2 separate regions of the Homo sapiens genome follow, and region 2 is linked to region 1. The links are chromatin contacts, found by Hi-C in ENCODE. All regions are on one chromosome and are shown on one strand. Each heading gives the region's core, a stretch centred on a gene start or an enhancer-like site at or near the end of the contact. The rest is flanking DNA. Distances are from core to core; before and after follow the strand shown.

Region 1 (4,216 bases), core at 785-3,284:
CTCCCTCCTCATCTGCCGTGTGATCTCACCAAGATCCACTTGATTATTTGCTGGGCCTCATTGATTCCTGGCTCGTGGCCTTGGGAGCCGCAGAGCCTTGTGTTTCTCTTGCAAAAACAAGCAATCACACGAAAGGCTGTGCCTTTGAGTCCTGGCGGGCAAAGACTGTCAACGGAAGAGGTGTCCAGAATAAGGCTCTATTGTAGGTGAGGAAAAAGGGATTCCAGTCCCTTCCTTCACAGAGCCACATTTCCCTGAAGGCTCTGAAGTCCCATACGGGAAACCATGAGGGCCTTCCGGGAAGGAGGGGACCGCTGATTTCTGCAGCGAGTCCCTCCAGCGTCCCGGCCCCTCTCCGGCTGGGCCTGTCCCCAAGGCAGCCCCACGTACTTCACTTCTCCGCGCTGGGATCCGCGTGTGCTGGGCACACCACAGCTCTGCTGTCCTGGTGCTCTGTCTGATGGACAGACAAGACCCTGGGCACGAGGGCAGAGGAGCCCATGAAGGGAAGAGAGGATTGTGTGGCTGGCCGCTGAGGGAGCTCCATGAGGTGGTGTGGCCACACCCAGTGTGGGACCAAGACAAGCAGGGGCCAGGGGTACAGGAGCCCCTCATCGGGGTTGTGGCTGGGGCAGAGCTGGAGCTAAGGGTGGCGGGGGCAGGGGGGCGGGAGGTGGTACAAGGTGACGTTCAGACTTCCTGAGGCAGTGGAGGGCATAAGAGGAGTCACACCTGGCCTCAGACGAGGAGGGTGGCTGAAACCACAGCAGGGCTGATGCAGAGGAGGGGGCCTGGGCCAAGGGAGCTGGAGATGTGGGGTGCACCCAGGGCCATCTGGAAAGTGAGCTAGGGGCCTGGAATGGATGGGTCGGGCACAGGACAGAGCAGCCAAGGTGGTCCTTCTGGCTTCAGGATGGCAGAACACAGAAGAGGAGCAGCCCGGGGCAGAGGCTGAGTCTGGTTTGCGAGTGAATGGGGATGTGTCCTGGAGGCAGCCAGATGTAGGGCTGGGGGGAGAGGTCTGGGCCAGGACAAAGCAGAGGGGCCTCAGAAAGGGCAGAAATGGAAGCTGCAGAGTCTCACTCCCAGGCAGGTGTCATGATGGTTGCTGGGAAACCCCACTGCGGGGCAGCCAACCACGGCTCCAGCTCACTGCAGCCGCGTGGGGTACGGAATGTGGCAGGCCTGGGGCTGCTGAGAGAACCTGCAAACCGGGTTTTCTGTGAAATATCTTGATTTTAACATATTGGTCAAGGCTGGGTATGGTGGCTCACGCCTGTAATTCCAGCACTTTGGGAGGCCGAGGTGGGCAGATCACCTGAGGTCGGGAGTTTGAGATCACCCTGACCAACACGGTGAAACTCCGTCTCTACTAAAAATAAAAAATTAGCCAGGCGTGGTGGTGCATGTCTGTAATCCCAGCTACTTGGGAGGCCATGGCAGGAGAATTGCTTGAACCCGGGAGGCAGAGGTTGTGGTGAGCCGAGATCGTGCCACTGCACTCCAGCCTGGACAACAAGAGTGAAACTCCGTCTCAAAAAAAAAAAAAAAAAATTGGTCAATACAAAAAATTTTTGAATGTCATAGATCAGGTTACAGTTTGAGACCCAGGAGGTAGAGGAAGATGAAAAGAACTTTCAGGACAGAACCTGGGAGGAGGGGCTGTCCCAGGCAGACACTGTTGAGCTCAGTGGGAACAGTGAGGGTGCCCCACAGAGGAGGGAGGTGGGGACAGGATGTGTGGATTGATCTGTGCAGAAGTGGGCTGGGGTAGGGGGCGGGGGAGGGCCCGGCCTCTGAGCCACCTGTAGTAGGGTGGGAGTGAGGGGTGGGAGTAAGGGGCACATCCTCCCACCCTGGACCTGGCAACACATCCCCTTCCTCCCCAGAAAGTCACTCTAGCTGTCGAGACAAAAATATATCCAGGGAACAGAACACCAACGGACCATATGCCAAAATGGGAAGGTTGGATCTATCTGTCAGGAGTTGCTTCAATTTCAGCATCCCTTGCTGTGAATGAAGAGCAGAGGACCCAAACTCTGGGCCTGGCAGAGCCACACAAGAGCCATGGACGAACCAGAAGTGGGGGCCAGGGCCCTTGCTGCCTGCCCTGGCTCCCATAGGGCTTGAAGACAAGCTCTGCCACTCATGGCAGGCGCCAGGTTGCGCACCAGTGTTTCCCTGGGCAGGCGGAGTGTGGTTGCTTCTGAAGGCGAACTGGGAAGTGAGGAAACCTGCCCTAGGCAGGCCTCTGAACCGCAGCCCTCCCTGCAAAGCCACCACTTTTTCATGTCTCACCCTAAAGGGACAGAACCCACATCTGAAACAGCTGCTGCCTCTCAGGGCAGAAAGCCCTGTGCTGCATCCACTGGCCAAATGACACTTCAGAAAACCGTGGAAGCACCATGAGCGGCTTTTGGATAGAGAACAAAAGTCGACACTCTGAGCATCTCAGGCGCAGTAGAAGATAATGTGTAATGACCAAATTACCACAGCCTAAAAACTCCTCCAATCGAATCCAAATTAGCAGAAATAATTATGATTCACTTTAATTAGTGACTATGGAAGCGAAACCATGGCTGGTGGGCAGACAGCCTGGCAGGGCAGCTGCACGACAGCCAGGAGGGAGGGGTGTCCAGGCCAGGGAAGCTAGTGGCCTCAGTGAGCCAGGCGGTGTCACGGCCTGGAGACCTGAGGGTCCCGTCTGCTTGCCTGATGCGCTTGGTCTGGGCTGGTCTCTCTGCCTCGTTATGAACCGACAGGGCCCCTACCTCCTGTTCTTCCTCACTTTATCACTGCCACCATCTCCACGGCTACCACCGCCACTCTTGCGCCAGCTCGGAACCCTTCCCAGGCCTTACTGCTCTGTTCCACTCCCACCCTCTCTCCACTTTACAGTTGGGGAAATGGTGGCTCAGAGATCTGAGGAACGGGCCCAGATCACCCAGATGGGTCTGTCTGAGCCCAGAGCCTCGGTGCTCATCCCTGCATTGGTCTTGACCCTGTCCCCGAGCCAGGGCCCTGCTGTTTGGCTCCAGGAAAGACCGCGTCTGCCTCCCACTCCAACCTCCCACTCCAGCCCCCATGACGATGAGGACTCCCCGCTGCAGCCCCCCTGCCTACATGGCTCTAGGACCAGCTGGCACGTGGTCCTCAGGCTGGGCCGAGGTCTCCTACCTTGAGAAACAGAGCTCCCTTAGAGGCCAGGGCATCGTCGTTACACTTGTTGGGGTAACAGTGATAGGCCACGTCCATGATGGGGTAGCGGCTGGCAAAGAGGAGGCCGCTGTTGAGACACTTGAAGCTGCAGCAGCCCTGGCAGCCGTAGACCCCGACGTCGTACAGGATGTACTCGAAGTAGCCGTGCAGCTGCTCTTTCAATTTGGTGGCTGCTCGCTTGTCAAACACCTCCTGCAGGCACAGGAAGTCCAGGTTGGCGGGGAAGAAGGCGGAGACCTCATGGTCGAAGGCCTCGTCGGGGTGCCGCCTCCTGCGTGCAGCCGCCTTCTTCACCACCGAGGCCTTGTACAGGAGCTTGCTGTTGGCACCTGGCTCCCCGCTGGCACTGGTGTCTGGCCCAGCTCGCCCCTTCACCAGGGACTCCCGGGAGGCCGAGGGGCTGCCCAGGCTCCCTGAATCCCCGTCCTGCTGATTATGGTTGGGCGTCTGGCCCCTTGGGCCCCCGCCAGCTCCGTTCCTGGCCTGGCCCCCAGGCACAGGGTCGTCAGCTTCAGGTGGCCGGCCGCCCTCCTCGCCACCGATGCGCACGATGCAGGCATCCTCCGGGCTGCTGCTGTCGACAGGGTCCCCAGAGGCTGGGCCGTTGGCAGCCTCGTCACCGGGGTGCCGCCCACCGTCACCCTTGTACTCCACAGAGGCTGTCCTCTTAATGCTCCCGGGGACGGCCCGGGCCACCCCATCGCCGCCCTGTGGTGACACCAGGCTGCTGAAGCTAGCGGCGCTGATGGAGGTATTGGTGGGGGAGTCGATGTAAATTTTGATCTGGGGCCGGGCGGCCCCATTGCGGATTCTCTGCCCGATCTCCTTGGCCCGCGCTTGGGTGTTAAAAAGGTTGTTGACCCTGGCGAGTGAGTCGGGCAGGAGGCAGACGTTGGCAGTGGCAAAGCAGAAGCTTTTGCCAGGCCCCGTGCCCTTCCATTCACTGAGCAGGGCTGCCCCACCGGCCAGGCCCTTGTCTTCCAGCCGTGAATAGATG
Region 2 (4,216 bases), core at 940-3,439, 410 kb after region 1:
GATTAGGCTGGTCACTTTACATTATATACTTTCTCATGTAGTTCTCACGACAGTCCTGTTATTTAGAGATTGCCATTCGGCCCATCTTATAGAGAGGAAACTAAGGCTTAGAGAGGGTAAGTGACTTAACCTCAAGTATGTCTGAGTGGTGGAGCTGAAACCTCAATCTTGGTGTGGCTGACTTCAGACTTGTTACTTGTAACCACCGTGCAGTCCCAAGCTTGTGTTTGTTGCTGTTCCAAATGCAACATTGGTGCCTCTAAGCCTCATATCATGAACTGGTTCAGAGAGAGAAAGCCACAGTCCCCCCAGGTTCATTTAGTGTGTGTTCAGGTGTGTTGGCATGGTGCTTCCTTCAGTCTTTCTCAAGCCTCATAGGCAGAAAACCCTTCATGAAAGCATAGTGGTCAAGAGCCACGGGCTCTGGGGCCAGACGGCCTGTGCTTGCTCGAATTCCAGGTTCACACCAGTAACTTGTAAGTTATGTGACCTTGGGCAAGTTACTCAACCCTCATATGCCTCAGTTTTCTCATTTGTCAAATGGAGACAATAATAGTACCTAATTCATACTATTATTATGAAAATAAATGACTAATATAAGCCTGGCATGCAGTGTGCTCTAGAGCATTAGCTGCTAATATTATCTCTGCCACCAAAGGCTTTAGCCAAGACTGCCTTCAAAAGCAGTGTTTGTGGGGTGGTAGTGTTCTAGAAAAGGTAATGTTTCCTTTTTTTTTTTTTTTTTTTTTTTGAGAAGGGGGTCTGATTCTGTCACCCAAGCTGGAGTGCAGTGGTGGTGCAACCACGGCTTATTGCAGCCTCGACCTCCCAGGCTCAAGCCATCCTCCCATCTCAGCCTCCTGAGTGGCTTGACTATAGGCATGCACCACCACACCTGGCTAATTTTTGTATTTTTAAATTTTTTATTTTTATCATTATTTTTGAGATGGGGTCTCACTCTGTTGCCCAGGCTGGAGTGCAGTGGCACAATTTCAGCTCACTGCAACCTTTGCCTCCCAGGTTCAAGCGATTCTCCTGCCTCAGCCTCCCAAGTAGCAGGGACTACAGGCGCACACCACCACGCCCAGCTAACTTTTGTATTTTTAGTAGAGATGGGGTTTTGCCATGTTGGCCAGACTGGTCTCAAACTCCTGACCTCAGGTGATCCACCTGCCTTGGCCTTCCAAAGTGCTAGGATTACAGGCATGAGCCACCATGCCTGGCCAGAAATTGGACACTTTATTTATTTATTTATTTTTGAGACGGAATCTCGCTCTGTTGCCCAGGCTGGAGTGCAGTGGTGCAATCTCAGTCCCCTGCAACCTCCACCTCCCGGGTTCAAGCAATTCTCCTGCCTTAGCTTCCCAAGTAGTTGGGGCTACAGGCACCTGCCACCATGTCCAGCTAATTTTTGTATTTTTAGTACAGACGGGGTTTCACCATATTGGCCAGGCTGGTCTCGAATTCCTGACCTTGTGATCCGCCTGCCTTGGCCTCCCAAAATGCTGGGATTACAGGTGTGAGCCACCGTGCCCGACCAATTGTACACTTTAAATTGGTGAATTTTGTGTTGTGTTAATGATATCTCAATATTTTTTGAAATGCCAACAGGGAACAAATCATCATTAGTGAAACAGCTCTTGTTCAGATTAGTAAGTAGAGCTCCAGTCCTGAGCTTTTAGTAAACAATTGTGAGCCCCAGTGATTCCACGTGGTCCTGCCCTATGTGTAGAGCCTTGGTTTGCAGCCTTCCCAGAAACAGAAATGCTTCTGGGAAACCACAGCTCCCTACCTGCTGAAGGAAATGGACACCTGAGATAAGCTGAATATATTGTGTGTGTAATCAGAAGGCAGGCAGGCAGGCCGGTTTTCCAGATGAGCCTAAGCTAATGGCTTAAAAGGGTGTTTAAAAGAGAAAGCAGTAGCCTGACTGGTCTGAACTCCTGCCCTGTCAGCAGAAACGGTGCAGTCACAATGAGAAGGGAAAGAGTATTTAACGCTGGTATGAACGGCAAGCCTCTGCCTCCTGATTTAGTTAATAAGCAGTTTTCCTATGGAATTGATTGAGGGGGAGAGAGGTTTTTCTCTTCCTGGCTCCCTTGGTGTGTGCCCTCTCATGTCAGAAGGCAGGAAGTTCTCTGGGAATTCACACCAGAGGTTTTGCCATTATTTAAGCAAATTAAGGCCTTTGGGAACAGCCAGGTGGCCTTTCAGGTTTTGTCAGGGCCAAAAAGCCCTATCACCTGCCAAGGTGTTGAGTCAACTTATTTACAGTGCTCAGAGCCAGTTCCTGTGCTGCTGAAATCCCTGAAGGCCTGCTCTAAATGGGCCTGGTCAGACATCAACACCGCCTGCCTCATCAGCACTTTTAGCCTTCCACCTGCAGTGCGGGCTTGACTGAGATGCCCCAGTGGCTTGTCCTGGGAAAACTGCTCCCATCTGTAAGCTGCCACCCTCCTTTGGTGACTTTGCCTCTCTCTGCCTCTTTACTCCCTGCACAGAGGGGCAAAGAGGCACATCCTCCAGGGAGGCAGGGCTAGGTGGAAGTTAAGGTGATGGGCTTTGGGGTCCGGCAGGCCTGAGTTCAATTCCCAGCTCTGCTGTGTGCTGTTATAGCTACGTGGCCTTGGGCAAATCCCTTACCACTGTGAGTATTGCTTTATTCACCTGTGAAATGGGAGTAACACGGTACCTACCTTCTAGGCTGTTGTGAAGATTAACTGCAATTCTGCATGGTGCTTCTGATAGGGTCAGTAACTGAGGGGTTGGCCGGGCACGATGGCTCACACCTGTAATCCCAGCACTTTGGGAGGCCGAGCAGGCAGGAGGATCACAAAGTCAAGAGATCGAGACCATCCTGGCCAACATGATGAAACCTCGTCTCTACTAAAAATACAAAAATTAATTGGGCATGGTGGCACATGCCTGTAGTCCCAGCTACTCGGGAGGCTGAGAAGAATTGCGTGAACCTGGGAGGTGGAGGTGACAGTGAGCCAAGATCACACCACTGCACTCCAGCCTGGCAACAGATGAGTGCTGGGGGTGTTGGAGGGAGGCTGGAGAATGAAAGGGAGGCAACTGAGGCCACAGTGTCTGGCTGTTTCCAATCCCCCCATCCCCAGCTGAAACCCTCTCATCTGCAGATAACTCCAAGACACTCCTTACTTCTCCCAGAATAAAAGCCCGGCTCTCTACAATGAGGCTCCAGCTACGTCTGACTTTGTCACTGACTACCCTTGTGTCACTCGCTCTACTCAGCCACCACCCTGGATTGGCTTCCAACCAAGTTGTGTTTGCTTTTCCCTCTGCCTGAAATGTCCTTCCAAAGGGGACCGTGTGGCTCCCTTCCTCCCTCCTTCCCTCCCTTCCAGCAAGTCTTAGGTCTCAGCTAAAACTGCCTTTGCTCTAAGTCACCTTCATTGCCTTTGACATGGCACACCACTGCCTCCAGCACTCCCTCCTTATCCTTCCTCCCTGTTTATTTTATTTTATTATTTTTTGTTTATTTATTTTGAGACAGAGTCTCCCTTTGTCACCCAGGTTGGAGTGCAGTGGCATGATTTTGGCTCACTGCAACCTGTACCTCCTGGGTTCAAGTGATTCTCTCCTGCCTCAGCCTCCCAAGTAGCTGGGATTACAGGTGTGCACCACCACACCTGGCTAATTTTTGTATTTTTAGTAGAGATAGGGTTTCGCCATGTTGGCCAGGCTGATTTCAAGTGATCTACCCATCTCGACCTCCCAAAGTGCTTGGGATTACGGGCTTCGGCCACCATGCCCAGCACCTGTTCTATTGTTTTCTCTACAGCGTTTACTACCTTATTGTATGTTTTTGGCTAAAGGGCCTTGGAGTCAACCCCAGGAGAACAGTGCTGATGAATCAGGAGTGGCGCTCCCATAACTTCATGCGTCTTCAAAGCTGGCTAGTACTGCACCTCATTCTCGTGATTTCATGCCCACAGTTACCTCCAGGGTGTTGGCTGAGCAGAGCAAGTGACATGAGGGTAGTTGGTGACAAAGTCAGAAGTAGCTGAGGCCTCACTGTAGAGAGCTGGGCTTTTATTCTGGGAAAAGTGAGTCTCTGGAGGGCTCTGCATAGAGCAGAGGCTTGTCATGGCCTGACCGAGGTTGTAGCAAGCTCAATGCGGCTACTGTGTAGAGAAGACGCCGTAGCAACCTGGGCCAGAATTGGGAAGATTAAGGAGCTACTGCAATG

Evidence for each region. Hi-C counts contacts between places; a loop is a spot of excess contacts on that map. Pooled maps may share reads with other maps.
Region 2: a loop to region 1 is called in a pooled map, with 3 times the contacts of the local background. The contact joins two enhancer-like sites. A Hi-C loop is called at or near these places in 2 of 37 single-sample maps with no recorded cell type and 2 of 50 pooled maps.

Annotation. Positions count from the first base shown.
Region 1 is chr16:68,367,682-68,371,897 of GRCh38, forward strand. SMPD3 (sphingomyelin phosphodiesterase 3) reads right to left here. Exons shown (of 9, transcript NM_018667.4): 3 at 3,178-4,216. Among named protein-coding and RNA genes, the nearest start is that of PRMT7, 59 kb to the left of the region's middle. RefSeq lists enhancers at 1-414, 841-1,040, 2,005-2,194. Within about 2 kb of position 2,035, at least 2 of the 41 ENCODE cell types and tissues checked have a DNase peak (open chromatin) inside an H3K27ac peak, as active enhancers do.
Region 2 is chr16:68,776,807-68,781,022 of GRCh38, forward strand. The region is part of intron 2 of CDH1 (cadherin 1); the gene reads left to right. Among named protein-coding and RNA genes, the nearest start is that of CDH1, 42 kb to the left of the region's middle. RefSeq lists enhancers at 2,328-2,931, 2,932-3,533, 3,535-3,679 and a cis regulatory region at 3,607. Within about 2 kb of position 2,190, at least 11 of the 41 ENCODE cell types and tissues checked have a DNase peak (open chromatin) inside an H3K27ac peak, as active enhancers do.